2 separate regions of the Mus musculus genome follow, and region 2 is linked to region 1. Evidence: chromatin loops called from intact Hi-C (ENCODE). Cell type or tissue: heart. All regions are shown on one strand. Each heading gives the region's core, and the rest is flanking DNA. Links, peaks and the distances in the headings are about the cores only.

The links. Hi-C counts contacts between places; a loop is a spot of excess contacts. Peaks named below come from ENCODE experiments on the same cell type or tissue, not always from the same donor. Only the 100,000 strongest peaks of a DNase experiment are listed, where the experiment ranks them.
Region 2: a loop joins it to region 1, with 2.3 times the contacts of the local background. A loop is called at or near these places in 3 of 42 quality-filtered maps.

What each region holds. Positions count from the first base shown.
Region 1 is chr15:38,237,119-38,253,248 of GRCm38, forward strand. It overlaps the pseudogene Gm5213 and the pseudogene Gm8705. Among named protein-coding and RNA genes, the nearest start is that of Odf1, 26 kb to the left of the region's middle. In heart, for the core only: CTCF peaks have their summits at 10,175 (motif pointing right), 10,375 and 10,907; DNase peaks (open chromatin) are centred at 7,943, 10,153 and 10,903; H3K4me3 peaks cover 411 bases; H3K27ac peaks cover 423 bases.
Region 2 is chr15:38,178,369-38,194,498 of GRCm38, forward strand. Gm35167 (a long non-coding RNA gene) reads right to left here. Exons shown (of 3, transcript XR_383954.2): 2 at 8,132-8,442; 3 at 5,641-6,203. Among named protein-coding and RNA genes, the nearest start is that of Gm35167, 13 kb to the right of the region's middle. In heart, for the core only: no CTCF peak of the experiment used is centred there; DNase peaks (open chromatin) are centred at 6,923 and 8,363; H3K27ac peaks cover 2,283 bases; H3K27me3 peaks cover 3,517 bases.

The DNA.
Region 1 (16,130 bases), core at 5,349-13,348:
TGTTCAGAAAGCGAGATGGGGGTGGGGATGGGGGGGGGCATTCCTGAAGAAAGCTGGGTAGCTATACTAACAGAATCAGTAAGTCCAGATTTAATAAGAAATTATGACTCATTAATTATAGAGTGATTGACAGAGACACTCAGTGTCTCGATATGCACACATGCATACATGTACCCACATAAATATACATTTGCATACACAGTGCACACACAGTCATTTTAGGGGGTTCGGGTACCACCATGAAGGATTCTTGGTTGGGTTTGTTTTCTCTGCCAGTGAAAATTAAAAGGCAGGAAAAAGTGTGACGGGCAGCTTCTGGGAGATGGAGAACACAGCCAAGAGGGGCCAACAGAATGAGCAGTTGAAGAAAACCTTTTGTTGAGGTGAGGGAACACGCGCAGTAGGCACACAGAGATAGAGTCTCCACAAGGCAGGTGGGGACTTGGGAAGCTGAAGTCTTCTTGAGGGATGGGGTTTTTAAGTCTCTCAAGGGTCTTCCTTCCCTAATTTAGAGTTGGTCAGTTTGAAGAAAGACAGGATGGCTCATTGGCCTGTAAGTGTTGTGTAAATGCGCCCTATCTGCCTGTCAGAGGGTCTGTATGACTCCCTCGCAGGGCTGTCAAGATAAAGTCTACATTACAAATTATCAAAATGCCTCACTGAATGGACAGACTCACAGGAGCAAAGGCGAGAAACACCAGGTGCTGATCCAGTTTACAGACAGACCCAAGTCCCTCCTCCAAGATGCCCACATACTAGTTGACGGATTTTAAGACTGAGGGCAGAGCAGCGCCTTGGAGGTCCCGTGGATCTGTGTCTTGTCAACAGTGTTTGGAAGGAACAGACCCGGGGATTCCTAAGGTACTGGCTTCCAGCCGCCTTACAAGTGTCTCCAGTCGCAGTCCCCGGGACCATCTCCTTGCTGCCTTCAGCTCCTAGGACCAGTCTGCAACCATCTATTCACGGTTAGCTCATACTCCCAGATCTGCCATGACCTCTCAGATTCGTCAGAATTATTCCACCTAAGTGGAAGCTGCCTTGAACCGCCTGGTCAACCTGCACCTGCGGGCCTCCTCCACCTACAGATCTCTGGGCTTCATTTTTGATCTGGATGACGTGGCTCTGGAGGGCGTAGGCCACTTCTGTGAATTGGCTGAGAAGAGTGAGGGTACCTAGCGGCTTCTCAAGTTGCAGAAAGATCGCGGGATGGGAGGAGGGGCGTGCACTCTTCAGGAAGTGCAGAAGCCGGCTCAAGGTGAATGGGGTAAAACCCAGGAGGCATGGAAGCTGCCTTGGCCCTGGAGAAGAACCTGAACCAGGCCTTCTTGGATCTGCATGCCCTGGGCTCTGCCCGCACAGACCCTCATCTCTGCTACTTCTTGGAAAGCCACTTCCTGGATATGGGGGTGAAGCGCATCAAGAAGATGGGTAACCACCTGACCAACCTCCGTAGGCTGGCAGGACCACAACCAGCGCAGACTGGCGCGCCCCAGGGATCTCTGAGTGAGTATCTCTCTGAGCGCCTCACTCTCAAGCACGACTAGGAGGCCTCTGTGCCTTCCAAGGGGCTCCCCACTCTGCTCTGCACCAGCCCGCCTTGGGACCTCCACCTGAATGAATCTCTCAAGCCACTAGACAGCTTTGTAACCGCTCTGGAGCCTCTCTCAAGTCTTGGACCAAGTTAAAATAAAGCTTTTTGAGACAGAAAAGAAAAAAAAATAAATAAAAGACAGGGCTACCGGGGATGATTCGAGTAGAGCTACTCCCTTAAAGGAAGGGAGATGAAGGGTCACATTTAGAGGCAGGGATGTGACAACAAGCAGAGATTGAAGCAATACCAGCCAAAGTTTCGCCAACCAGAGGTGGAGTCTAGCATCCGGTAAAAGCAAGAAAATGCACCCCACCACCAAGAATCTGCAAAGGAACCCAGGCCTGTGGGCTTATTGATTTAGAACTCCTAATGTCTGGAAATAGAAGAAAATGATTAGTGTCATTTTAAGCTAAGTTTGTGGCATTTTGTAACAGTAACAACAGAAAATGAATACAAGGCATCATTTAAGACACAGTCACAGTAAAGCAAATACATTCAAAACTGAAAAGAGAAAAGACCACCACTCCAGTGGAAATGCCTTAGACAAGGCAAACTTTACTCTTGATCCAGAGGGTATGCTTGGAAGATTGGAAGCACACTTGGTTTTTATTCTAACTTAGGTGGTAGCTGTATCTTTTCCCCACTGGCTGGGGTCCAATCTCACAATCAAATTCAGCCGGCCTGTCTGACAAGATAGAGATGAAGCAGGAAGAGTCTGTCTTAGGCTATCAAATTCCAGGAGTACAGACGCGGCCTTTGTATAAACCAAAGTTTTACTAGGATGGGATGGGCTAACACATTTGCATGGAAATCTTACTAGGTGGGGAGATAAATAGGTTTGAATTATTTTTCCTAAATACAAGTTTTACAGTACTAGATAGAAAAGACTCATATTTAATATTTCTTGCAATAGGACCTCATTTCTTCTTTAGCAGCTCTGAGCCTTAGAAGGGAGATCTGTGTGAGGTAGAAGCAATCAGAGACTGTAGGCTTAGATCTTTCACAACCTACTTTAATAGGGGTTCTTAAACACTTCAAACCTCCTTCCAGCCCTCCGACTGTAGGAGAGAAAGATGGTTAATAGGACAAGGGGATGTGGACCTGTTTAGAAGTAGTTCTTTGGGGCAATATTAAGCTTCATTGTCAGGATATCCACAGTCCAGTCCAAGACATCGACCATGAATCAGTTGAGGCAGTCCAGTCCAATCAGCAAATGCCAAACACAAATCAGTAGCAGCGGCAACTCAGAATCAGCACGAATCTGCGGAAGTGGAAGAAGCAGCCAGAATACCATGAGAAGTTCTTCGGCATGTCTGTCTCTACAAAGTCACTACAAGCGAAGATCAGTGAAGACCAGCAAAGGGTTTCAAGGTGAACCAATGCAAGGGCGTTATTCACTGTCTGTTCGGTCCTACTTACACCCTTTCCAAACATCACACACCCTCTCAAGTGTCTGCCTCAGCAAAACAACCTTTCATAAGACAATTTCCAGAAAAATATCACAGAACACAACCAAGTCTTCAAAGAAGTCAGAAATTTCCACTTTAAGAGAACTTCAGATTTCAGCTAGGCAGGGGCCAGTCCCACTGCGAAGTCTGTGAAAAATTTTAAATATCATACACCTCTTGAAGGACACGATCTATAACACTGATTCTGTGTCCTGAACAACCAAGGACTGCTATAACCAGTCGTCCCCTGCCCCACCCCGCCTGGGGTCTCATGAGACTGGGTGCTCACTGCACAAGCATCACAGCTGGGCAGAGCTGCAGGCCCAGGGGCAGCATTGTTACTAGAGTGGGAAGTGACATTAGATGACCAGAAGAGAATTATTCACCCACAATGAAGGAAGCTTAAGCAAACATGAGGGAGAAAGGGGTAAGAAACAAGGAACAGTGCTTTCCCAGCATGTCTCTCTGCCTGGGTTAGCTCCCCAGCCTAAAACCAGGAATGGTGACTGTCTCAGTCACTGTTCTACTGCTGTGAAGAGAGACCGTGATCAAGACGCCCTTTAGAAGAAAACATTTAGTTAGGAGGTTGCTTATCGTTTCAGAGGGTTTGCCTGTGATTCTCATGATGGAGAGCATTGTGGAACACTAACAGGCTTGTGTAGTAGGTTGGCCTAATGCGGCTTGTATTCCAATGCTAATTTGGGTCCCCCAAAATTGTTTGCCCCAAAGATGAGAGAGTCCATATGTAGGACACTGAGGGACCCTGCCCCCAGTTAATTCTGATTGGTAAATAAAGACGCCAGCAGCCAATAGCTGGGGAGAAGAGACATAGGTGGGGTTTAGGTTTCCCAGGCTTGGGACCAAGAGGAGAAGAAGAAAGGAAAAAGGATCAATGCATATCTCAGATATGTATCAAATCCATGGAGCTCCCCACAGCGGAGGACTAAGAGTGAAGATGAGGACAAAAGAGAGAGAAGCTGGGCATGGTGGCACATGCCTTTAATCCCAGCACTCAGGAGGCAGAGGCAGAGGATTTCTGAGTTCCAGGCCAGCCTGGTCTACAAAGTGAGTTCCAGGACAGCCAGGGCTACACAGAGAAACCCTGTCTCGGGGGGTGGGGGGGAGAAGGGGGGTGGAATATAATCCGTAAAGTAAGGAGCCAGGCACTGCAAAAGTCCTGGGCATCACATTCCAGAAATCTGAGCCACGCAGTTCTGGTGGCTTCACCAAAAGGAAAGATGTGTTTCTCTATGTGTATAAGTGTTTTGCCTAATTATGTGTATACAAACCACATTCGTGCCTGGTGCCTGCAGAGGTCAGAAGAGGGTGTCTGGTTACCTGGTATTATGGTTACGACCCCCCATGTGGGTACTGGGAACTGAACCTGGGTCCTCTGCAAGAACAGCCAGTGCTCTTAACAACTGAGCCAACTCTCCAGCCAAAAACATGCATCACTCAGGTTGGGAACTCAGATGTTTTTAAATCCTCAGAAGGTGACACATCAAGGCTGAGAGCCAGTGCCTCAGGCCTATCACTGACAGATATTAACCAACCTTCTCACCTGGGCATGGTGGTACCATACCCCATAAGAGTTCATTGTTATTTTGTTTTTGTTGGGTTTTCTTTTTGGGTTGGGTTGGGTTGAGTTGGGTTTTGGAGACAGCATTTCTCGTTGTAGTCCTCTATTACCTGATATTCAAGACCAGGCTGGTCTTGAACTCACAGAGATCCACCTGCCTCTGCCTCTCGAGTGCTGTGAATAAAGGTGTGTGCTCCACCACCGCCTGGCTGAGTTATCATTTCCTAAGATATTCTTATAACAAGGTCAGGGTGTAGCTCAGTTGGTAGAGTTTCCCTAACCTGCTCAGAGTTCAACCCCAGCATAGCATAAACCAGGTGTGGCAGCTCAAGCCGGAACCACAGAACTTTGGAAGTGGAGGAAGAAAGATCATGGACGTTATCATTGGTTACACTGATGTGTTTACGACCGGCCAAAATAAATTGTACAAAAAAAAGAAACATTTCTTATCTGGTGTTTACATACAGGGAGCAAGCAGTTAGCTATCATTTATGTTACTTTTAGGAGACATGGAATAGAGAGCAGATCAGACCTAGATGCAGGTGTGACATGCATGAGCAGGGCATTCAGAGTGGAGCCTGGGAGGCAGGCAAGGCTGAGTGAGGATGCTGGGCAGGACCCGTATCTGTCAGGAAGTTCCTCATCCTCTGTCACCTCCATAACTCTGCATGTGGCCTCAGTGTAAAAGTGTCAGCCAGTGGGGGTGGGGGTGCGGTGGGGTGGTGTAGATGCTATAACTCTCAGCTCTGCCAACTGTCTGGAAACTAGAGACATCTCTTATCTGGTGAGAGGATAAGAAGTAAGTGGGGGTGGAGTTGGGGGTGGGGTGGAGAGTAAACAGGACAGGTGTTACAGTTTCTCTAGCACTCTTCAGAAAGTTGGACTAAACTCCTCTCAGTTTCTGTGTGATGAGGTCAAGGCATGAGGAAGATAGAGAATAAACTTCATTGCGTGGCAAGATCTTCACAGGTAACAGTAACCAAACAGGCTTGCTGGTCTTTGCTACCCACACGGCTGTTTATTACCCCTGGAACAGGTCACTTGCTCTCACCCTTTGTTCCAAAAGAGCCTTATGCTGCTAGAGTAGAAGCTGTTTACCAAGGTTGCTTTACCATCCTTTGTTATTCCAAAAGATGTGGGATGCTCTCTGACCAATGCTCAGACTGGGCAGGAGGGGTGTGTGTGTGTGTATGTGTGTGTGTGTGTGTGTGTTTGTCCTAAAGTGGTAGGTTTCCCAAGTAGTCAGGAACTGGACAGATTCTTAGCATTGACCTAAAATAAAGCAGAGTGAAGAACCGTGTTGGCTCCTTCAGGTGGTCGGTCTGCCCGTCTGTCCTGATCACAAGTCAGGCCTGCTTGCATTTGAAACATAAGACATAGAGGACAGGAGGCTGCACTCTTTTTTTTTTTTTTTTTTTTTTTTAGATTCTTCTCCTGTTGTATTTTGCTCAAGATATTTTCCCCAAAATTAGTTGAGAATCATGATGTTGAGACCTCAAAAACAGGGTGACTGACCATAGAGGGGCAGGGAGAAAAGAGCTGTAACTTGCTCCTAGGGACTGGAGAAAATTTTAAAAATAAATAAAAAGAAAAAGGAAGGTTGGAGTCCATCAGTGCTAGTCATCCTCTCCTCCCCTTCACCCTCATCATCTTCACCTTCATCCTCAACTCCTTCATCGATATCTTCCAACCCTTCCTCTCATCATCATCACCTGCCTCTCCTTCTTCATCATCCCTATTAGGAACCAAATAGTCCTGCAAGGGATTTGGCCAAATGTCATCTTTGATGACCTCTGCTAGCTCGTCAGCACCTGCGTCAGGATGGTCAGTAAACCAGGTAAAGCAGCTCTCTGGCTCTTCGTGCTGCCTCTTCCTGCTGGCCTTACGCTGCATTCGACTTGAGCGCTTTGTCAAATCCTTTCCAGATTGCCATTTGATTTCGGTGGACTTTGAAGACGGACAAAGTCATTCAGATGAAATTCTTTGGAGAGAACCTTGTTTTCAGAGTAAGGATTTTCATCAAAATAAAAATCTATTCTGTAACCTGATTTAATGTCTTCAAATTCTGTCACTTCAACTCTGGTCAAATAATGCAGAGCCTCCTCGTCCTCCTCCTCGTCCTCCTCCTCGTCCTCCTCCTCGTCCTCCTCCTCGTCCTCCTCCTCGTCCTCCTCCTCGTCCTCCTCCCCAAGCGGTGCAGACACTTGTGGATGGTTGACGAATGTTGTTACCAAAAATTTGAGATTTTGGAGATCCATTCTGACCTCTTCTGAAAAAATGGTTGGCGGAGTTTGTTATATTTTTGTTCTACTTTCAACATTCCCTCGCTGGCTTGTTCATTAAGTCTGTCTATTTTATTTTGTACTTCATCAATACGTTCAGTTGCTTCTTGCTGTTCCTTTTCTCCTTTTGGCAGGCCGGGAGAGGCCGACTTGTCCTTCAGCTTCGGGGCAGCAGCCAGTATGGGTTTCTTGGGCTGAGGCAGGATCGCAGATTACTGCTTCAGGGCCATGGAGTGAGGGAGGTGGCCGGGAGGCAGAGGCCAGTCCCCCCCACCCCCACCCCACCCCCACCCCCACCCCACCCCCACCCCCGATGTTCACAGCAGGAAGAAACTCGCAGCACCCTTAATTCTGAGACTAACATCCTATTGACTTGTCAGGGTGGAGAGTTGGAGACTAGCGTAATCTTCAACAAGTACAAATAAATGCTGCTGTCGGCATTCCTACCGAGCCACAGTCATTTATTTCAAACCCAGTTGTGAGAGTGTGGCAGTAAGAACGATTTCAGCCATTTTCAGGGTACCTTTCTCTTGGGGTCGTATTAAGATTCTGGGGTCACAGTTAGGCAGCTCTGCCCAACCCGGGCAATGGAACTATATAATGGGTCACCACCATCCAGTGTCCTGCCAAGGTCAGGGAGACTCTTCAGGCCGGGCCCACTACCAGCTGCCCTGTGTCCACTCATTGACAGTCGTGTGCTATTTGTCAAGTTTCGAGCCCATGAGGTCGGATTGTTATGGTAACCCCTACCTGTTGCCGTCATCAAACTATATTTTCAGTGGCTTGAGAAATAATTCGTGTTCCTTGCTCATGCACAAACCCAGAGCAGGTCTTCCTAATTGTTGTCTTTCTGTGGTCCAGGTGCCTTTTAATCTTGTGACTCCTTCCTGGAGTCTCGAAATGCTTTATGCTCAGAAAGAGAAGCCTCTTGCTAGGCTCCCTGCCTAGGAAATGCCTTGGTTTGCTTCTCCCCTACCCTATTGGCAAGAACTACTCACGTGGTGCCCCAGGTTTGAGGAATTCTGGGAAATGTAGTTCCTGGCCGGGCCACTCTATAAACTGGAAAAGGAACCCCAGGAAATGTGGCTTTGTGTTTCAGTTTGCAATCTTTGCCACACCCTCGATGACTCAATTCTAGCTAGCAACCACAATTCCTGGTTCACTGGAAAACAGAGCCATTGAGACATCCTGTTATCTTTTCCCTGCCAAATCTGTCAAGCTGTGAGCCCACACTCTTTCTTCTCTCTTGCTAGTGCAATGGAATGTTACAGGCTCCTTCTTAATCCTCTGTTTTGATTGAAGATGTCAAAACTAAGCTTAGCGCTAAGCAAGCTAAGGAGCCCCTAAGAAGGATGCTAGACTGCTCTGCTGGGGAGCCCCTCTGGCCAGCACCCAGGGATCAGAGTTGTCTAAAAGTTGTGTGTGCACGAACGGGCATGGGTGTGTGTGTGCAGTTCCCTCCCCTCGTGTGTAGGCTGAGCCTCTTGATTTGCCTCTACTGAATGGAATACCCCAAATGTCATGGCTGGGTTATAAGAAGATTGGGCTGTGGTTGGTTCTGTAGCTCGGTAGTATTTTCCCAGCATGCACAAGTCCATACTCATCTCATAAAATAAATAAGGAATAAAAATTTTAAAGGCTGTGTTCCACTGAGCCCATCCGTTCCTTGCTCACTGTGAAGTCAGCCACCCCACCAAGAATTGCCCCATGGAGACACTCAATGGTGAGGAATTGACATCACCTCTACCCACCCATCAGTAGGGGCCACCAATGACAGCCACAGAGTGAGCTTGGGAGTAGATTCTCTTCAGGAGGATTTCTAGATGACCGCAGTCCACAAGACAACTTGACATTAGTTTTGGGAGGGAGTCTGGGACAGAAGCAGAGGCTAAAAGTACATGAATTACTTTTCTGTAATTCTGGTCCCAGGTTATCTCGTGCCTTCTTCTGGCCTCCCAGACCATTACACATAGGTGCTACACAGAAATGTATGCAGGCAAAACATCCACATACATAAAATAATAAACACTTTTTAAATAAAAAATAATAAATAATTCAAGGCCAGGCTCAGCTTGGCAGGGAATTCCAGGACAACCTGGGCTACATGAGATCTTGTCTCAAAGAGCAGGGGTGGGGTGGGGGTAGAGCTTATCTTCAAAACCAGTTATATTTTGAAATATTAGGAGTTTGGATTTGAATATGTGAGATGGGGTGAGGTATAATTCATTTCATAATCACACAAAACTAAGACTGTAAGCAACAGCCTAGGATAAAGCGGGGGACTAGCAGAAGAGAACTTGGTAAAACTCTGAGAGGGTGGGGCATAGTCAATGAAGCATTTGCCACTCAAGCAAAAGGACCTGAATTCCCCAGGACATTGTTGTTGTTTTTTGTTTGTTTGTTTGTTTCAAGCTGGAGCGGTGACACACATGTGGCTGAAAGACCAAGGAACCACGTCTGCCCATAGCCCTCATGCAAGGAGGACTCTGGTAGAAGTGGCTAGTGGCAATCTGAAACACTCCCTTGTCAGCACATCAGCAGGCCAAGGAAGCTTTCAGGGAATGCTCTGAGGGCCTGCACTGTAGGAGAATGGCGCTGCTTTCAAACAGCCCCATTTCCAACAGGCAAGAGTGCCTGAGAGTGCCTCCTTTCTACCAGGGGCCAGAGGGGTTAGGTAGTGTGTCTGCCAAGCAAGCCAGAACCATAGGATTCAAGCAAGGCCTTTTCTGCCCACCTATCACCCATCATCACCTTCTCCCTGCACATAGAAGCAGAGTGTGGTATAAGACAGAGAGGTGCGAGGGGAAAGGTAAGACAGGACTCGGATTGCCTGTGTCCAGGCAGGCCCTCATAGAGACAGGAAGAGTTTTTTGTTTTTTTATTTTATTTTATTTTATTTTTTTCGAGACAGGGTTTCTCTGTGTAGTCCTGGCTGTCCTGGAACTCACTCTGTAGACCAGGCTGGCCTCGAACTCAGAAATCCGCCTGCCTCTGCCTCCCAAGTGCTGGGATTAAAAGGGTGCGCCAGCACGGCCCGGCGAGTTTTTTTGTTTGTTTTGTTTTTTGATTTTTTTTAAATGAACCACCACCATTCCTGGCTCGATATGAAGACACACGGAATATTTTAGTTTTTGAAGACGAGATAAACCGAATGCATCGAGCAGTGAACGGAAAGATCTGAGAGATCCAAGGAAAATGGGGACATTTTTGATTCCGATAAAGCATTGCCAAAGGGGTAAAGGAGCTGTCATAGCGCAGGCAGTGGCTCCGCCACTAGGGGGCACCACTGTGCGGGAACGCAGAGGGCTTCCGAGAGCAGGAAGCCATGCTAATTGTCAAGAAGTAAGCCAGTGACTGCATTTCTTTTTTTTTTTTTTTTTTTTTAGATTTATTTATTTATTTATTATATGTAAGTACACTGTAGCTGTCTTCAGACACTCCAGAAGAGGGGGTCAGATCTCGTTACGGGTGGTTGTGAGCCACCATGTGGTTGCTGGGATTTGAACTCTGGACCTTTGGAGGAGCAGTCGGGTGCTCCTACCCACTGAGCCATCTCACCAGCCCCCGTGACTGCATTTCTATTTCTTAATTTAGACCTTAAAGCATGTGACAAATACAATAAAAAAGAGACTGTCAAGTGGAGTTAGAAAAGGCCGCAGGTTTTTGTTTTGTTTTGTCAAATGCCTCCTAGAGAATAGCGGGCCCATTATTAGAGGAGTATTTTAATGCAGAGTAATGCAGAACAGACTATAACAGAGGCGCCATTTCTCACCTTTGCGGTGGGAGTTCTGCTTTGATTTTTTTGGTTTTTTGGTTCACCCTACCTGGAAATGGGTGCAAACCCTGCTATCTGGAGAGGCAATGCTGTCTGCATGGTTTGCTTTCCTTCTTGAATGTTTCTTGTGTTGTTTTTGACGCTGTGGGGGATGGAGCAAAGAGAGACCTGGGAGCTCTCAGCCTCTCTGGCTTTATTTAGAATTTAAAGGAGGGCTCCATCACCCCCTAGCGGTGAGCCCAGGTCTCCTTCGGGCCAGGCACCACGCTGGCGAACGGGAGGTGTGCTGCAACACCCGGGGACAGACAGCAGGCAGGTTATCTGCACCCCAACCTCTGGTTCAAGAAAGAACCCAGGAGGCCTTGGTTAGGGAAGGAGGTCACTGTGCAAGAGAGGGATGGGTCCCGTTGAGAGCAGAAGGAATATTGTCCCCAGCTATCTAAATCCTTCCACAGGCCACCCCCTACATACTTCTCATGGAAACGGCTACAACAACTGTAGTTAGTGTATTTTGCTTGGTTGCTTTTGTTTTGTTCTTTGTAGTCCAAGTAAGCTAGGAACTCCCAGTGATTCTCCTGCCTCAGCCTCCAGAGTATTCATATTAGATGTGTGAGCCACCATGCTTATTTTGAAGGCCACCATGAAATGGAATTTGTTACAGTGACAGAAACAATCTGTGTCTTAGGGTCTTACTGCTGTGAAGAGACACCATGACCAAGGCAACTCTTCCAAAGAAAAATGTGTTTGGGGCTGGTTTACAGTTTCAGAGATTTAGTTCCTTATCGTCTTGGTGGGCAGCACGGCAGCGTCCAGGCAGGTATGATGCTTGGGAAGAGCCGAGAGTTCTACATCTTGATCCACAGGTATCAAAAGGGCATTGTGGCCCACACTGGATGTAGCTTGAGTATATATGACCTCAAAGCCTGCCTCCACAGAGACACACTTCTGCCAACAAGGCCACACCTCCTAACAGTACCCCTCGTTTATTGTCAAGCATTCAGACACGTCAATCAGGACCATTCCTATGAAGCCACCCCAGTCTGTGCCATCCAACGTAGTTGCCGTATGCGGTGACCATAAACCTCTCCCAGCTCTGGAGACTTTCCAGTGCCTACTTTTTGCTATTGTTGACTACTGCAGCTAAGTGACGGCACGTAAGACACTGAGACATGAGGATCATAAGTTCAAGGCCAGCTAAGTTTACAAGGTGAGCCAGAGGTCAATCTTGGCTACATAGGAAGACCTTATCTTGGAAGAAAAGAAGAACAGAAAGAAGGAAGGAAGGAAGGAAGAAATTTGTTTTTATTTAATTGTCTCTTTCTTATTTAGAAGTGCATGTGTATCTGTTGTTTGCAGCACCGAGCGGTACAATTCTAGAAAGACACTGAATGGGAGGCCTTTGTAACTCTGGCATGGCACATGGGAAAGGCTACTGCCTTAGATAAGATGCAAATCAGTACTGTGTATAATTTTATCTTGTAGGTAGGCATCAAACCACACCTAATCAGATACACACTCATTATCCGTCCTCCAGTAAGCCTTCTCTTCTCACCTTTTTATTATGTCCACTGAGAGTTTTGAGGTCATGCCTGGAGAGCTAAGACCCTGTCCTGCTTGCCTTGCTCCGGCCAGCACCACGCATAAATCCTTATGTGTCAGAGAGGCTCATCAATCATTTCCTTGGATGAACTGAGCTAGGCCATGCCTTTGAAGAACTACACGGAATACCACCTCTGAATCCTACTCTCAAGGAATGCTTTATGGTGGAATCATAAATGCTTAGAAAACTAGATGAAGAAGCTTGGAAGAAAGCCTTGTTACGCCAGATACAAAGTAGTCTCACAGTAAATATCAATTTCTTTTCTTCTCTTCAGAACCCTCCCCAAAGATTTCCATCAAATGATTAAAGTACTTGAGAGTTTACAGGATGAAAACTCACTTTCATCTGGAGAGCCAGTGAGGGCTTCCTGGAGGAGGTGTCACTCAATTTAGTTCAGTATGAACTCTGAACAACATGAACAATAGCACAGATGGGAAGAGTGTGGAGGAAAGAAAAATCCCGACTTAATCTGAGGGACGGTACAAGACTAGGGAAGGTGTGGGGCACAGTTTACAATTCTGAATGTCAGCTGAGCACGGAGGCTCACACTTGGAATCTCAGTATTTTTGAGGCTGAGGTAGGAGGGTTTTAGGGAGTCTGAGGCCACCCTGTGCTAAATAATGAGTTTCAGGACAGTCTGGGCTACAGCACAAGGGCCTGTCCTCTCTCCAAAAAGTCACCAGTTACAGGGAAATGGTCCAATGCAGTCAAAGTCACTGCCCCCATCTTCACATTAACATATGCTTTTCATATTAGCATATGCTCTCATATTGGCATATGCTTTCATAGTAGCACATCATTTCACATTAGCATATCATTTCATATTAGCGTATGTGTTCACATTAGCATATCATTTTGCACTAGCATATCTTTCATATTAGCATAGCTTCTCATTAGCCTTTGCTTTCATATTAGCATATGTGATCATATTAGCATATCATTTTATATTAGCATATTCTTTATATTAGCATATCTTCTCATTAGCATATCCTTTCACATTAGCATGCGCTTTCCATATTAAAATGAAGAAAGTCAATCTCTGGCCTGACCAGTGGATGTGATCACACAGGAACTAGCCAAGCCTCCATCACGGATGTGCAGTTACTTGTAATTTTCTTATTTTTTTTTACATAAATCTATCTATAGGATAAAATTCTAAATGTCTCTGCTAAATCAACAGTGTATGAAATTTAGGTTTTGAGACTTACCAAAGTACCCTCTATAAAAAGTGGTTTTCATTTCCATCCTAGTATGAAAAAAATGTATGCCTCTGGACTTTACATTTGGTATAACCAAATTTAGGGTCTTTGTCAATTTGAAGATTGTGGGTGGTTTTAATTTTACATTTATTTATTTATTTATTTATTTATTTATTTATCTATTTTATGTACATGTTTGTTTATGTATGTGGATTTGTATAAGAGCATGCATGTGGAGGTCAGAAAACAATTTGTGGGAAATTGGTCTCTCCTGCCACGTAGGTCCTAGGAATTGAACTCTGGTCGACAGGTTTGGTGATAAACTTTTATCCACTGAGCTGTTTCACTGGTCCCAGATATGGAAGGATTGATATCTGCCCTACTCAACTTTAACTATAAACTTGACACAGCCTAGAGACACCCAAGAAGGGAGTCTCAATCGCAGAATCACCCAGATCAAATTGGTTTATGGACAGGTGTGAGGGGCGGGGGTGGGGGTGGGGGGGCAGGTGTGTGGGGCGGGGGGGGGGAGGACAGGTGTGAGGGGCAGGGCGGGGGGAGGACAGGTGTGTGTGGGGGAGGGCAGGTGTGAGGGGCAGGGTGGGGGGAGGACAGGTGTGGGGGGGGAGGGCAGGTGTGAGGGGCAGGGGGGGGAAGGACAGGTGTGAAGGGGGAAGGACAGGTGTGAGGGGCGGGGGGAGGACAGGTGTGGGGGGGAGGACAGGTGTGAGGGGTGGGGGAGCATCTTGATTGTTCATTAATGGAGGGGGGCCCAGCCTATTGTGGCCAGCACTGATTTGGGATAATGCAAAGAACTCTAGCTGTTCTGTGAGCCAGCTCATAAGCAGCACCTATGATTCCTACTGTACCTCTCAGGAGGGAAGTAATGCGTGTGGAATAGCAAGCAAGCCTGCCTCCAAGTCCCTGCTTGAGTTCCTTTCCTGACTTCCTTCAGTGATGGAGTCCTACCTGTAAGCTTGTAGTGGTTTGAATATGTTTGGTCCATGGGACGTGTCACTACTAGGAGGTGTAGCCTTGTTGGAATAGTTGTAGCCTTGCTGGAGGAATTGTGTCACTGTATAGGCGGGCTTTGGATGCTGCTCCTATGCTAAGGCTCTGCCCAGTGTTGAAAGAGAGGCTCCTCCCACTGCCTTTGGATCAAGATGTAGAACTCTCAGCTACCCAGCATCATGTCTGCCTGCATGCTGGCATGCTTCCTGCTATGATGATAGACTGAACTTCTGAACCTGAAAGCCAGCCCCAGTTAAATGTTTGCCTTTATAAGAGTTGCCTTGGGCATCGTGTCTGCTCACAGCAGTGGAAACCCTAACTAACACAGAGCTGAAATAAACCCTTTCTTCCCCTGTTGCTTTTGGCCATCGTGTCTTAGCACAGCAATGGAAAGAACCAGGGCAACAGCACATTGTCATTTCTGTTGTCTGCTTTTATTTTCAGGCAGGGGCTACAGGATGGCCTAGAGCTTCCGAGCCCCTCCTTACCTCCTGAGTGTTTTAGGTCGTTTCCTTATTGCTGTATAATGATTCTTTATTTGTTAAGGAAATCATCTATTCGGGATATAGTTGTGGATGTGACACTATGTGCTTGCTGGGTTTTTTGTTTTGTTTTGTTTGTTTTTTGTTTTATTCAAACCAAAAGCCCCCAGCACTCGGGAGGCAGAGGCAGGAAGATTTCTGAGTTCAAGGCCAGCCTGCTCTACAAAGTGAGTTCCAGGATAGCCAGGGCTATACAGAGAAACCCTGTCTTGAAAAAACAAAAACAAACAAACAAACAAAAAGCCCAAATGTTCAATTTACCAAATGATGACTCAGGAGCCAAACACTGGGGTGAAAGCCTGCTGGCTCAGAGAGGCATAGAAAGCACCCAGCTCACCTTCCCCCTCCACTGATGTCCCAGAAGGAAAAAGCCTTTGTCCTTCTCCATGCTGTCTTAAATACCCTTCAACTCGAAGACCCTCCTTTCTTCTTCCTGGGTTTTCCTATGTTCACTCCCTGTCAACTGGTTGCTTGCTCTGCCTCTTGATCGATGGATGTCTATTTATTTAATCCTGTTTACAGAAAGCTCTTGGGTTAAAGGTGTGTTCTAGGGCTGAGCCACACCACAACAAGAAAATATTTTTTCTAGTTTTTAGGGTTCAATGTGATCAAATATCCTACAACATAAACCAAAAGGTAAATACTCTGGGTTGGACTGGTGGCACATGCAAAAATCCTAGCACTCAGGAGGCAGAGGAAGGTCTCTGAGTTTGAGGCCATCCTCGTGTATAGAGTGAGTTCCAAGCCACTCAGGGATACACAATACGACTCTGTCTTGAAGAAATAGAAGGAGGAGGAGGAACAGAAGGAGAAGGGGAAGAGGAGGAGGAGGAGAAGGAGAAAGAGGAGGAGGAAGAGAAGGAGAAGGAGGAGGAGGAGGAGGAGGAGGAGGAGGAGGAGAAGGAGAAGAAGAAGAAGAAGAAGAAGAAGAAGAAGAAAAAGAAGAAGAAGAAGAAGAAGAAGAAGAAGAAGAAGAAGAAGAAGAAGAAGAAGAAGAAGAAGAAGAAGAAGAAGAAGAAGAAGAAGAAGAAGAAGAAGAAGAAGAAGAAGAAGAAGAAGAAGAAGAAATAGTTTTCTGGAGCTGGGGCAACAGCTCAGACAGC
Region 2 (16,130 bases), core at 2,956-10,955, 61 kb before region 1:
GTGGGGGTGGGGATTGCAGGGAGCAAGAAGGCTTCTCCTGGCATTTCCTCGGTCTAGGGAGCTGCATGTGGGTGAGCCAGGACAGGAAGACAGGGGAACGAAGGAGCTCAGGAAGGGGAAAGAGCCTCTTTGCTCTGCAGTCTAAAATCTCTCCACAGTCGCAAGTCAAGAATTTGAGCAAATTAGCATTTGCTGTGAAGGTTTTGGTGTAGGGATAATATTCCTTTTGTATGGAGCGATTTCAAACAAGAATACACAAATATCAATGAATCTTCTTCTAAGCTTTTGAGTCCTATTCCTTTGCCAGCCATAAACGTGCAATGTTCTGACACCTCACGGGCGTGACTGTGAACTCCATTTATAGTAAAGGATGAGAACAGTGGTTCTCAACCTGTGGGTCATGACCGATGTGGGGCTCAAATGACACCCCTCTTTCACAGGGGTCATCCAATACCATCAGAAAACACAGATATTTATATTAAAACTCACAACAGTAACTAAAATTACAGTTATGAAGTAGCAATGAAATAATTTTATGACTGGGGGTTGTCATAACATAAGAACTGTATTAAAGCATCACAGCATTAGGAAAGTTGAGAACCTCTACTCTAGAGCAGTGTGAGTGACCCGTGTTACCTTATCAGATTTAACTCCATCCACATCATCAAGAACTATCTGATGATCTCATTTCCCAAAAAGAGACCTCCACCCTTCAGAAGCAAAGCCCCTCAGGCACTCTTTTGAGGTATAACTTCAATGTGATTAACAGCATCCATGGCTAAGACACTTAAGAGGGCTCTCATGTTTGGTTGTATACTTCCCTTTTTCTAAACTTCTCTCTCTATGAAGGCCCACGCTTAAATCAATGTCAAAATCTCTTCTCAATATACTCAAACTCAAACTGGCTTACCCTGAAATTCCTTTTCTGCGACAAAACCAACAACTCCTGCTTCACCTGTGTAGAGATCTACACTAAGAAACCCTCAGGCCAGTTCAGACACCAGCTTGCACCATCTCCAGCTCACATCCTACCTCTCCTGACAAGTGGAGAAACAGCCAGAAGAACCTGAGGAAAGCCTTGGAGTGGGCCGATCTGAAGGGCAGAGGCCGAGGAGGAGGAGCACCTATCTGGAGGATGGAGGCTGAGGAGGAGCACCTATCTGGAGGATGGAGGCCGAGGAGCAGCACCAGAGAAGTTGAGGTGCCAGATAGCTTTTCTGCTCATAAAACTCAACATGTATTTTGGGACACAAACTGTACAGATCACAGGAGTAGAGAACAACGTGGGAAGGTCTCTAATTTAGTGTCAAAAGGAAAGTGCCACGCAGTGGATCCTTTGAAATCTCCTGCCCTTTGGATATCTTTCAATGACATTTGGAAGTGAAGCTTTTGAAAACAGACCACAGAGTGTTTAAAAGAACCAGCCTCAAAGAGTTTGTAAAGCATGGACCAATATACCAGACACCAGACACCTTCCCTCACATCTCTCCCCCAAACCCACACAGGACCTGCCCTCTCTAACCCTCCAAATCCCAATCTGAATTTAAAGGGAAAACAGAAACACAGCTCCATTTGATCAGGGACTTGATTTTGACTTCTAAAAATAGTTTGTCTTTTAAGAATTTCCCAGGATTCAATTCTACTCTCCCAGTGTTAATAATGGTCAAATCAACAAATGTGTGCTAGACTCAGAGCATGCCAGGTATAGGAGGTTACACTGTTACATAAAAGTTACATGAGACAATTGTTTTAGACTCAGCTCCTGTTCCAAACCTCAAAGACAGGGCTGAAAATCAAAATGGGGTTATAGTCACTAAGTGTCACCAAGTGTCACCAAGCTGGAGCTGAGCTTTTTATCTGACCTTCTGAGAAGTCAGCATTGAGGAGACAAGAGACAAATTTCTCAAACAGACCAGTTCCATCTGCTTCATCCCCACAGCAAACCTGACCATAAGGAACCTTTACCAGATCATTCCTTATTGCTCCGGCTCTCTGTCCCTGTCTTCTTGTCTGTGAGTAAATGCAGGTGACAATCTCCAGTTTGTTCTTGCTTCTGCTAATCCTGGGCTCTAAGACACTCTCTGCTTCAGGAACTTTCTCTTGCTCCTTTTCTTGTTAAGGAAGTTTGTTGCTGTTCTTTTTGAGACAAAGTCTCCTCGCATGGTTCAAGGTCACCTTGAGTTCACTACGCATAACCTACATCAAAGTCCTGATGAGCCTGTCTCCGTTTCTCAAAGGCTATGGTCCCAGCCATATGCTGCTGTGCTCAACCGGACCTTGTTGTTGATGGTGTTTGGGAAATATGAAAATGCTGGGAGAAATTTTTTCCCTCTCAAGATCTTTCTGAATGGGACTAGAGAGCCTTTTCATGTTTCTCCAGAGAGACCAGCAGCTCCACAGAGCAGAGTGGGCATACTTACTCTGACAGTATGCTCAAAGCTGAATGACATCAAATGTAATTTTCCAACTTAATTCAGCCAGAAGTCCACAAGTACTCCTCTCTACCCACCCTTTATGACAGAAAATAAAGTCATGTGACTTGAAACAGTAAAGAAATCCTGCAAAAAACACTTTAGGATTTTGTTGCAAAACAGTGAATCCTCCAAAGGCAGTCAGGAGCAAAACCTGATTAAGAACGACTCATCCCATCCCAGGGACTTCGGGAGAATGGCGAGCCAGATCTTGCCTACCCAGCGAAGCTCCCTTGGGACCTGTGCTCAGGAACAGCCACTGGCTGCTCAGTTGTAAAGGTCGCCTTCCTTCCCCGGCCCCAGAAACAGCATTGCCTTTTCAGATCTCTGAGGACTGCAGCAGCCCTTGAGTCTCCTTTGATAGTGCTGTGGTCTGAATGAGAATGGATTCCACAGGCTCACAGACTTGAATGCTTGGTGACCAGCTTTAGGAGGACTGGCTGTGTCATTGGGGTTGGCTTTGGGGTTTTTAAAATCCCGAGCCAGGCCCAGTGGCTCCCTCTTTCTGCTGTCTACAGATCTCAGCTACCCTTCAGCTACCCACCTGCCTGCGTGCTGCCATGCTCCTGCCATGAAGATGCTTCTGTTTTGTTTTGTTTTGTTTTGTTTTGTTTTGTTTTGTTTTTCAAGACAGGGTTTCTCTGTATAGCCCTGGCTGCCCTGGAACTCACTTTGTAGACCAGGCTGGCCTTGAACTCAGAAATCCACCTGCCTCTGCCTCCCGAGTGCTAGGATGCTTCCTTTTATCAACTGGCATGGCCATGGTGTTTCTTCAAGGCAGCAGCACTGACTGTGGTGGTAGCATTAGGTAGGTTCAGGAATGCATGCTGCCCTGAGCGTGGCTGCTGCTTAGCACTCCATTAACCCAGCTCCATGGCTCTGTCCATGTAACGACCATTGAAAGTCTTGTTCACATGAGGTGTCTGTGGGAGAGGAGCTAGCTTTGGATCAGTCATATCCTAAAGGTCACAGCACCAAATATTTATCATGTGAGAGGCTTTTTCAAGCCTTTGACACCTAGTATGGGCAGGGTTCCCCCTCTTCTCACTTCTCTTTTCTTTCACCCAAAATTCCCCTTCATTTTCTTCCTACCCTCAGGCCTTGCCCCTCAATTCAGCCCCAGGCCTTCCTTTACACAACACAAGATAGCTTGGCTTAAGAACCCAATCAAATTCTTAGACTAAAGCTACCCACTTCACTGGTGGAGTAGCACAGTCATTTAAAAACATGTCCCATCATTCCTTGCTGCGTCTCCATTTACATGTGGCTCCTAACAGGTGTTAGGGAGTGTGGCTGGATTTTCCCTGTCCAATTACATTAAAATATTAGTACAGCGGGAAACCTGTGATTGGACAGGGAAAGGGAGGCGGAGCTAAGAGTTGCAGAGGAAGAGGGGAGGGAGGAGGGAAGAGGAGCCAAGATGGAGGCGGACAGACAGATGATTCAGAACCAGTGTGGCTTTAAATAGCCCCAGGTAGCTATGATATCACAAAGGATAGAATAATTGGGATAACTTGTCTAATCTAGGTGGGCAGCTTTTATCATTATCAATTGGCTCTGAAATTATTGTATGGGCATCTTGTGAATTGAGACTTTATTGATACGTAAATCTGACAAATTAATTATACGTTTCTAGAGTTTTGTTTTACTGGGTTACTGGAAGGTGGGACTGCTGACCACAGGGGGAATGTGGCTGAGAGGATACCTGTGGCACTGAGGCAGCGGACTGGAGCTGGGAAGACTTGCTGAGGCTAGTCTAGAGGCAGATGTGGCTGGACCACACCAGGGAAGAGAGGTGCCAGCAATAGTGTGGGAAGCCTGCTGGCCCATTTTTATATTTCATGCAACAGGGAACATGCCTGTAATCTCAGCATCGAAGAGGCTGAAGCAGGAGGATTCCTAAGGTTTAGCCAATCCGGGCTACCTATTAAAGCCAAGCTACAAAGACTGGTTCCTGGTTTCCCTCCCTTTATTGTGGCTGTACTTATAACACAATTCTAACAAATGAAGTATAGCAGAAGTGATGGATAGCAGAAGTGATGGATAGCAGATAAGAAGTCCCTGACTTCTCTCTCCCACCCTGGGGCAAGCCATCCCCCCACCCCCATCCCCCACCCATCCACTCCCAAGCAGGAAGCTTAGGAACCCATTGGATGGTGGTGATTTCTGTGGAGATTTCCGTGGTGATCCTTCCTGCTTGAACCCTATGTGTATGGATCTCTACAGAGTTGTCATATATGCTACTGTGAGAAAAATGCTTTCTATCAAACGTAGTTAACTCACCAAGAACTTGTTTTCTATAAATCTCTACAACCTTGTAAAGACGCTTAAGAAAATCTTTTCCTCTTCCCCATCTGGTGACACGAGCCAGTCTCAAAAAGACTGTGAGGTCAGGCCCTAACCAATGGGGAAAAAACACAGCCACAACCTGCATGAGACTAAAACCCAGGTGAAATTCCAACCCCAGTGTGTTTGCTCGGCCAGCTGGCATTACAGCGAGATGACTTTATAAACAGAAGCTCTTCAGCAGGTGTGACAGCTACCAACTAGATATACCTGAAAGTAACTAAAACCCACGGCTGTGTATACCTGGAAGGGCTTTTTTTTTCCCCTCAAGTAAGTCATCTGCCATATGACCATCTACTTCCAATCACAATCTTTAAGGTGGGAAGATCCCTCTTTAACCTGGACCATGCCTTCTATGGGCAGACTCTGTAAGGACAGGGAAGAAGGAAGCTCTCTTTGCCTGCTACTCTTGCCTCGATAGCGAGTGCATTCCTTCACCGGCGTTAGAGCCGACCACTTGAGAATTCTGGCATATCCTGACCAGCTGAGACGTCCAGCCTCATGAATTGAACAACTATTGGATTCTTGGACCTCCTTCCCATTCATAGGCAGCCAGTGTTGGATTAATTGGACCACAGCTAGCAAATCCTTCTAATAATAAGTCCATTTCTCTCCTATCGATTCATTCTCTAAGTTCTGTTACTCTACAGAGCTCTGACTAACAGAGCAGGCTACTTTCACTTTGGGGATTTATTTGTATGATGCCAAGAATATTCTTTCTAACGCATGGAAGTCTAATACACAGCTTAAGTTTGGTAAAGTGGAAATCCAGGTGCCTTCTTGGGAGTTCTTAGTCTCATCAATAAGAGAACTTAAGGATGGATTCAAATGGAAACTTGAGGATAATTTTATTAGTGTTTAAAGAAAATTCCTCAGAGCAGGCAAGCTGTAAATCCCAGCTGCTACCTGGAGGAGGAGAGCAGGGGGGAAACACCCTGTTGAAGTCAACTCAGAGATGGTCAGACACTTGATGGATGAGCAGAGAGAGAGGCTTTAGGGAAAGTAAGAAAGCCCAAAATACCAGAAATAGTTCATTTAAGTTCTGGCCAGCATCTGAAAGAACGGGAAAGGATATACCCCTTGCTTTGCCACCAAATCCCCCATCTGCAAACTCCTGATGTCCAGGCGACTGACTGCCCCATCAGAATGTTATGTCTCCGCTCAGGCCCGAGAGTATCCATGTGAGCAGGGGTTCCTAGTTTAGTGCTAGTCCAACAGCTTCAGCATGGACACGAAAGACTCCAGTTGGACTTCAGCCTTCTCTGTTGAGTCTTGGTGTGGCTTGATCCCAACACTGGCCTCCGATTTTTACTTAGCAGCTGCAAGGATTCTTTCCAGAGCTTTTGGAGGGAATATGGCTTTGCTGACACGTCTGTTCTGTAATTTCTAAAAGAAGAGAAAATAAATTTGCATTGTACTATGTGCCAAATTAGTGGTCATTCTCTACAGCATTGCTACAAAACAAATATATTTGTTCTTATCCCAACTTTACACAAGAACATAGCTGGGCATGGTGGTGCAGGACTGAAATCTCAGCACTGGGTGAGAATCAGGACTCAAATTCAAGAGCATCCTTTGCTATGTAGGAAGTATGAGGCTAGCCTGGGCTATATGAAACTGTCTAAAGAGAAGAGTTAGGAGGAGAGAAAGGAGAGGAGAGGTGAGAGAATAGAGAGGATGACGGGGAGGGATGGAGGGACAGGGAGGGAGGGAGGGAAGGGAGAAGGGAAGGAAGGAGGGGGAGAAGGGGGAACAATCTTGCTCCAGTCTGTTTTTAAAGCAAAGAACCAACTTTGAGTAGTTGCAAATGAAGCCACTGAGTGCCCACTAGAGAAAAGATCAGACGCTAAAACAAAATTAGGACAAAGAAGTAGTTTCAGATTTCTGCCAGAGAAAGAAAAACAAGTTCGAATCATTTCATTTAGTGTGTGGCTTCACACAAATACCAGAACTCATTTAATTGGGTCAGGAGAAACCAACCCTCTTGAAAGGAGAAAGCTAGAAAATAGAAGTCAAGCTAACACGAAAAACAGTTTTGCCCTGCCCTCCACTGAAGAGACCGCCCAGCCTGAAGCAGCCCAGAGCAGCCACTGAAACGACATTCACAAAGCAAATAGGAGCAGGAAGCAGGCGGGCCTCTTAAAATCTGGGCATGGAATCATTGCGTACAATTGCTCCGTTGGAAGGATGGAGTCACAGGCTTGAATTTCATTGTTTCTTTCTTTGTGGAGCCGCTGAAATGGCAAGACCAAAGAGCATTGAATGCTCATGGTTCTCTGAGATGTAAACATCAGGGAATCCTTAATCCTTGAAGTCCACCCATTCCCCAAAGCGCCCAGGAACTCTGCCTGCTCGGGGAGGTTTAATCAACTCCCAGAGCACAAGGGACCACATTCTCCTAACCCAGATCATTCTCATGAGCCTTGCCTTTCTTGGAGGAAAAGAATGCATTTTTTCCCCAGTTACAAAATAACAAACATGCAACAGATAAAGACTGGAAAACTTGAAAAGGCACAAGAAAAGGGTGGGGGGGGGATCACTGCTATTCTAACTCTGATATATGTCATGTCTGGTTTCAAGAGAAACCAGAACTTTTAAAAAGTATTTTTAAACTAAATTTAATTTAATTTGCTTGGATATTGCTATGTAGATCAGGCAGGCTCAAATTCAGAGATCCACCTGCCTCTGTTCCTGGGTGCCACCACAGTCTGACTATTTTCATTTATGTGTCTGTGTGTCACGTGTGTACTAGCACCCACAGGAGCTGGAGTTATAGGTGATTGTAACCTCTCTGACCCAGGTACTGGGCACCTATCTGTGGCCCTGGGGAAGAGCAGTAGCACTCTTAACTGCTGAGCCTGTCCTCTGCCCCAGAGAGTTAAATGTGTGACTTTAGACCAAACTAAGAGCAAAGTGTGGTGACACACATGTGAGTGACATAGAGATGAGAGCACTTGTAATCACTATATAGAAGCCAAGGCAGGAGCATGGAGAGTTCAAGGTCAGGCTGGACCACTCAGCCAGACCCTTTGTCACAAGATAAAAATAACAGAGCTGGGGTATAGTTCTGCAGTGAGTACTTTATCTAGCATGTGAGTGAAGCCCTCAGTCTTCACTCACATGCTAGATAAAGCCAGGCAAGGAAGAAGGAAGGAAGGGAGGGAGGGAGGGAGGGAGGGAGGGAGGGAGGGAGGGAGGGAGAGAGGGAGGAAAGGAGAGAGGGAGGGAGGAAAGGAGAGAGGGAGGGAGGAAAGGAGAGAGGGAGGGAGAGAGGTAGAGAGGGAGGGAGGGAGGGAACCCATGTACTTACTCACATGGCTCAGATGTCCCTCTTTCCTCTCAAAATGGCATAGGTAGCAAGTAGCAAGCATGATTATTCCCAGTTTCTCTTCTGGTCAGACCAGACATCTGTCAGAGTCATCAAGACTTCTTGGATTGTGATGTCCTGAGTGAAAGATACCGGAGGGAGGGAATGGAAGTAGGAGGAGGTCGCTTCTGCCCGCCTGAGACCAAGCCTGTGAGAGCAGTCTCTTCTGGCTCTGAGCCTTGAGAGAAAGGAACCAGCTTGAATGTGCTCCACACCCCATGCAGTGGTTTGGGGAAATGGCTGCATCCTGCTTTTGACCTGGGACAGGGAAGAAGAAAGACAAACCTCTTTTCAGCTGAGGGTGAGCTTGAATACTCCATCTGCCTGACACTGTGCTGTTCTCTAAAAAAAAACCTAGACTAAGGAGACCACCCACTTTATTTAAGTCCAAAAGGGCTGATGACCTCAACTGACATCTGGGAGTGAGAAATACAAGCATGGCTCTATGTACATGTGTGTTATCTGTAACATGTACATTTTGTGCATTGTGGAAGGAAAAAAAACATGTTTAAAGAGATGTGTGAAGATGATTTATGCCTGCTGTCCCAGACACTAAGGACCCTGAGCTGTGCTGAGAGTGAAGGGCTCTAACAGACTCAAGTGTGGCCAACAGCTGGCCCCCAAGGTTCATTCTCTAATTTGGCCACTGACTCTTTCCTGAGACTAAACACCCAGGTCCAACAGTTAAGATTCATTATTTGGCTAACATGTCCAATCAGAATTTACCAGCTTCTCCTAGCACAGACTCCCCTCTTTTTCCTTCAAAACCCTTTTCCTACAAAAAGTGCTTGTTCTTGCTGCCTGTGTTGCCCACCTACCCACTAGGATAATACATCTCCTTTGTGCTGAGAATTTGGTGTTTGCATGTGTCCTATACAGACTCCATGGGTGCTGCCCTCACTAATAGAGGGTTTCAGGCCAGCCTGGGCAATTTAGTAAAATCCACACTCACACCCTGAGCCTGCTCACACACCCCAACCCTCCCATCCCCACCTCCCACCCCCACCAAAAGGGCCAGCTCCACTGTTTTGCCTGGGTGAGAACAGAGCTTTGCTCTCCCAAGTGCTGCTGCCAGTAAGAGATGAGGCCTGCTCTTCAGAGTGCCATCCAGTGAGGGGCAAGGCCAGTCCTGCACAGCCTCTAGACATCCGCATGGTCTCCAGCAGCTGCCCCAACCCCCCATGTTCTCTCGTGGTAATATAAGCCATGGGCATCGACCACCGACCCCTGCCACCGCGTAGCCACCAGCTCAAGCCCTCAGCAGCAGCTCAGGCTGAGACCTCACCATAGCCCCAGGTGGCAGGGCTGGCTGCTCACACACTCCACCCTTGAGTCTCCAGTTCCATCTTTATTCACAGTGCTCAAACTGCTCCACTTCTGTTTTCCATCTGACTATGCACATTGTGATGGCTCCTGCTGCAGGCTGGCCACACAGCTGGTGAGTCCCTACATTCTCCACCCATGCTGTGTGGCGTGGTAGCAAGCAGGTATCTATGGCCGGCCTGAGCTGTGCACTGGAGGGCAGGTCTGTGAGTGGCATGGTGGTCCGCAGGTCTCTGTCTTCCTCCTCTCTCACTCTGCTGTCTGCATTTGCTTTGCTTTGATTTTTGGGTGTCCTAGGCATAAGACAACTTTGGCCACCATGCCAGGCATCAAACTGGGATGATCAAAGGCCTGGCATCTGCTCTGCCCATGACTGACAGATATATGAACACCACCAGCACCAAGGTGTCTCTTTGCCCATTGCAAGAAGGACTAATATGTTTTAATAACATCAGCCAAACTGCAATAATTTGCTTGACAGGTATCTTGTTTGGGTAATTTGGTTTTTTTAAGTTCTACCTTCTGTATGAGTTTGTGTATAAAATCTGTAAGCAGATCTCTGGTTTGCTACACGCTGCTGTCACTGATGAGGGCCTGACAGAAACATGTAGTACAGCAAAGCTGAGAGAGCAAAGAGCGTCAACAAAGGGAGGGGTGTGAAGGTGTAGGCTGGACATAAGGAAACCAGCTAGAGACGGGAAACAGTGCCTCAGCATGCCTCTATGCCCACAATAGTCCATTATCTCCATTGGCTGCTCTTACTGCCAAGAGTCTAATACTTTGTATCTGTATAGTTGTTCCTTCTGGAGCTTGCGGTCCTCTCTGGGAGGCTTGTTTTCTGTTTGATTCCTGGAACATTTTTACTTTGTAAAAATGTAAAAAAATATCACTTTTGCTCTGTTGTCCCAAAATTTTCTTAGTTAGGGTTTTCTTGCTGTGAAGAAACAGGGCAACAACAGCAACCCTTATAAAGGAAAATGTTGAATTGGGGCTGGCTCACAATTTCAGAGGTTTAGTTCGTTCATCATCATGGCAGAAAGGCGGTGAAATGTAGGCAGACATGGTGCTAGAGAAGCAGCTGAGAGTTTTACATCTTGAGCTGCAGGTAGCAGAAGAGACTGTGTCCCAGACTGGGCATAGCTTGAGCACAGGAGACCTTAATGCTACCCTCTAGTGACACACTTCATCCAACAAGGCTACACCCACTCCAATGAGGCCACACCTCCTAGTAGTGTCATTCCTAGGGGCCTAACATTCACTCACACACATGAGTCTCTGGGGGCCATTCCTAGTCAAACCACCACAGTAGATTTATACTTTTCTTCTAGGTAGTTCTTGCTGTTTTGATACACAGGCGTCTAGAATAGTGGTCCTGTCTATTCATCTTCATCTATCGTTTAGAAAGATGCTCTGGAGGTTGGAATGAGAAACATTCCCCATAGACCCATGTATTAGAACATCTGGTCTCTAGTTGGTGGTGCTGCTTGGGAGGCTGTGAAACTTTAGGATGAAAGTCTTGTGGCGGCAAGTATGTCGATGAGAACAGGCTTTCAGAGTGGGTAGCCTCTCCCCATGTCTAACTCAAGCTCTGCCTTTTGTTTGTAGTTGAAATGTAATCAGTCACTTCCTGCTCCAGCTGCCTGCCTCCATGCCTTCACACCCTTACGGATAGCTAGCCTCTGGAACCATAAGCCAAAATAAACTACGCATTAAGTTGCCTTTGATCATGAAGTTTTACCATAGCAACAAAAAAGTAACTGCCACAGATGCCAGTTCCAGAAAGACTATAATGGCAGGAGTTGTCTATTTTAGAATTGCCTTCTGGACCTTAAAGTGTATCTTCTTAATCAAAGCTAGAGTTATGGCTTTTCTAGTGAATTAATATTTATGCTAAGCCTGAATAAGACTGCATTTGTCTCTTCTTCCTATAAAATACTTTGAATTTTTCAAACGCAAGTTGTCAGCATGAATCATTGCATTTCTTGACCTGAAGTTAGAAAGTATGACTCTGCCTTTTCTTGGTGCTGACAATTGAAACCAAAGCCTTGTACATGATCAGCAAGAACTGCAGCATGGAGCTACAGCCCCAGTACCGGGGTGATGGTCAGCAAGTACTGTAGCATGGTGCTACAGCCCCAGTACCGGGGTGATGGTCAGCAAGTACTGCAGCATGGAGCTACAGCCCCAGTACCAGGGTGACAGTCATTGTTACTTTACTGAGTTTGGTTCTGACACTGCTGCCTGTACATAAAGTCAGAGCCCAGAGGCTAAGTCCTCAGTGCCACAGGACACCTCAACTTCAGATGCCAGTTACAATCTGGGCCTCTGGTACTTCTGCCCCCGCAATCAATAAGTCAGAGATTCCATTTAAAAAAAACAAAACAAACAAAAAAAAAAAACCTTAGGCAGTTTAAGGGATAGCTGTTCCAAGATCACTGAAGTAGTCAAATCCAAGGATGCACAAGTCCTGGATAAAGATGGCACATCAGTGGCTCTATAGGTAAAGTTCTTGCCATCCAAACATGAAGACTTGAGCTTGGACCCCCAGCACCCAGTGTTGGGGATATAGAGACAGGTAGACCCTCTGTGCTGTCTGGACAGCTTTTAGTTCAGAGAACTTATTTCAAAAAAAATAATAATAAGGAAGGCCAAGAGAAGTCATATGACTTCCTCCCTCTGGCCTTCACATACATGAGCACAAATGTACATGCTAAAGAACACACACACACCGGGCAGTGGTGGCACACTCCTTTAATCCCAGCACTTCGGAGGCAGAGACAGGCAGATTTCTGAGTTCGAGGTCAGCCTGGTCTACAAAGTGAGTTCCAGGACAGCCAGAGAAACCCTGCCTTGAAAAAACAACAACAACAACAACAAAGCACACACACACACACACACACACACCACACACACACATCCCGCAGGGCGTTTGTGTGTAACCCATGTACATACCCCATATACTTTAAATCATCTGGATTGCTCATTCTATCCAAGGCAATATGAATGTTATGTCAATTGTTGCTACATCGTGTCATTTGGAATACTGACAAGAAAAAAGAAATCTGTACATGTTCAGTATGGTCAAATTTTTTTCTTACTTTTCTTCAGAAGCCAGAAGAGGGTGTTGGATCCCTTGGAACTGGAGTTGGCAGACAGTTGTGAGCTGCCATTTGGATTCTGGAAACCAAATCCTAGCTCTTTAGAGATATAGCCAGTGCTCTGAACAGCAGAGCCATCTCTCCAGCCTTGCACCCTTCCCCCCACAGCACTTATAAAACTATAGATTCACTGGGCAGTGGTGGCGCACACCTTTAATCCCAGCACTTGGAAGGCAGAGGCATGGGGATCTCTGGCCTATAGAGCCAGCCTGGTCTATAGAGCAAGTTCCAGGACAACCAGGGCTATACAGAGAAACCTGAAGCCTCGTACTTCTTTGTAGGTAATCGCCTCATCACCAAAATACATCCCCAACCTCTAAAATGTTTCTGATCTTTGTTTGGTTGAATCCATAGATGCAGAAACCATGGATACAGAGGCCCACTTTGTGCTCACTTTCACTGTGCCCTTTAGTGTGAAGAGGCATTTTCAGAGACAAAGTACATAGACTTTCATCGCAGGTCATTACTAAGAAATGGCTAATTCAGGCTGGAGAGATGGCTCAGTGGTTGGGGGCACTGACTGCTCTTCCAGAGAGGCCTTGGGTTCAAATCCTATCACCCATATGGTATCTCACAACTGTCTGTAACTCCAAGATCTGAGACTCTCACATATACACACGTACAAGGAAAACACCAATGCACATAAAATAAAAGTAAACAAATGAAAAAAAAAGATTTAAAAAAAGAAATGGCTAATGTGGCATAGATTTTGGTGATGGAAGGTACTGACTGAGCCAGTTAGCTTTCCTCTCCAAGAATTTTATTTTTCCTATTAGTAGACAAAAAGTAATTTTTATATTATGCTAATTACATCTGGAATTTTGTCAGCATAAATTTTGTGGGGATATATTTTTTTGTCTTATAAGCATGTACAGAATAAACTCAGCTTTACCTTTAGTCAACGAAGCTCTGATATTTTCTACCTGGCGCTTAACAGAGTGTGGACCTAAAGGCTGTTCAGCAAACTATAGCTGTGATGTTATTGTTTATGGTTAGAACAACGTGTTTTATATAGATATCTAGCATGGGCTATGACATTGACATTGGATGTACAGGATAGCCTACTAGTCAGCACAAAATGACCAGGACACCCAAATGTAAGCAGCGATATGATCTGTTGTATGACTACTTTGTCACAGCCTTACTTTTGTGCAGGCTTTGTATAGATAAGACCTTGAGGCAAGCACTGAATGCCTGCCTTGGCTTCCCTAGTATGACCGACTGTCACCTGGAATTACAAGCTCACCTCAGTGTTTGTCAGGCTGCCTTATCATAGCAGTCAGATGTACCACATAGTACCAGTGGGTTTAAAGGGTATGGAAGATTTTCTCTTATTTTTAGTTTATATGTGTGAACATTTCCCTGCACGTGTATGTGGACTATGCCCGGTGCCCACAAAGCTCAGAATCTGGTGTCTGATCTGTTGGAACTGGAACTAGGCATAGCCATCATATGGGATCTGGGAACCAAACCCTGATCCTCTGTAAGAGCAACAAGTGCTCTTTACCAGTGAGCCATCTCTCCAGCCCCATTTTTTTTTAATTTCTGTGTTGTATTTAATATGAAGGGACTGCATGTGCACAGACATGGATTCTTTTTTTAAAGAGTGGAACTGTGATGTTCCTATTTGACCATGTTCCAGGAAAGACATAGAAGAATAAAGTATGTGCTCAATAAACTCTTGCCAATGGAGGAAATGAGTCAGGGCCACGCTGTGCACAAGTGTGTGCTATCATAGCCTCCACTGTGCTGAAGTCTCACCCAGAGCTCAAGAGCGTGCATGTGTGTTTTGGAGTTTCAGAGACAATGTGGTTTCAGGACTCAGATTCTTGAATTTTGAACCTCAGCTCTACCACGTACCAGCTATGTGGCTTCAGGGAAACTATGTAATTGTAATGCTTTGAGGATCATGGCAGCACTGGTTTTGTGGGTATGCCTGTAAGTTTTATATTAGTTCTATTTTTAGACCTGATGTAAGTTATTTAACATACAATTGAATCCCATCATCTGTCATCTCTGTTCCCTGTGTGGTGTGGGTTTTGTTTGTTTTGTTTCTTAATTCACTGACACAACACATTCCACAGTGCTTAAACCACCCCGAAAGGTGGCACACACCTGTACATTTGCTTTCTCTGACTAGCCTACCCAGCCCTGTGGACGGCTGAAAGGAAGAGAAAGGGGGCGTATGCCCACCCCACCTTCCTCCCCTGATGTCTGAGCTTAGAGCTGCCACCAGGCTACCCTTCCTTTAGAGGCCTTGTTCACCACTTTGGAATTTACCATCTGTTCTCTGTATGTAACCTGACACACACACCTGAACCTAAGGTCATACCATGCCACCACATACACATCACCAAGACTCTGCTAGAATGGTCATCTTGTGAAACAACCCTCTTGTTCTCTGTCCCACTGACCTAAGACCTAACATGCACACGGTGCTTAATCACAGGAAAGTCTAAAGGCTCAAGAGAAGCCTTAAGAGCAAATTGGGGGAGGGGTGGATAACAATCTGACTTGACAAAAGCTTGTTATTTAAAGCTGGCACAGCCAGGCAGTGGTGGTGCACACCTTTAATCCCAGCACTTGGGAGGCAGAGGGAGGCAGATTTCTGAGTTCAAGGCCAGCCTGGTCTACAAAGTGAGTTCCAGGACAGCCAGGGCTATACAGAGAAACCCTGTCTTGAAAAACAAAACAAAACAAAACAAAATGAAAGTTGGCACAATAATTAACATCTACAAAAGAAATGTAAATTGGAAAAAAATAGTACAAAATTCTGTAAGGTACCCTGGGATTTCAGCTGAAAGTCTGGGCAATTCATGCCCCTTCTGTGATTGGCTGATGGGTTACCCATAAAGTGGGACTTCCTAAGACTGCGCTGATCAGGTGGCTGGAGACAACAGAACTGTGGTTTATTACAGAGCTGGAGGTCAGAAACCAGAGGACACTCCCCTAGCATCCTGCCTCCGCAGCTTTTGGCTTACTGCCTCTCTTTGACATTCCCTGACTTGAAGAAGCCTCCTTTGTTTTCTAGGGCAGAAATTATAGGTGGATGTAAGAAGGGGGAGAAAGGGGAAAGAGAGAAAAATAGCAAACGTCTTCTCTTATACTGAAAATCTAGGTTTAAGTACATAGATGCAAATACACACAAGCACATGACACTATAGTCAATTCTGAAGGGAAAGCCTGGGGTCCAGCGGTCTCACCTGCTAGGCTCAGTCACCCATCCCCAATGCCAACCAAGGAGGTGGGTGGAAGTTCAGTGCGGTCACATTGGGGAGAGGTCTAATGATCCACATCCATCTTTGGTATACTGAGGCGAGCATTAGGCTTAAATAGAGGAGGGACCGGAGCGAGCAGTGGGCGAGAGCTGTGCAGAACTGAGCAGTTCTGTCAAGGTCAGCTCTCAGTGGCCATTCCTCAGCTCTGCTTCAGCAAAGTGGGCAAAGCACTGAAGTGGTTCTCAAC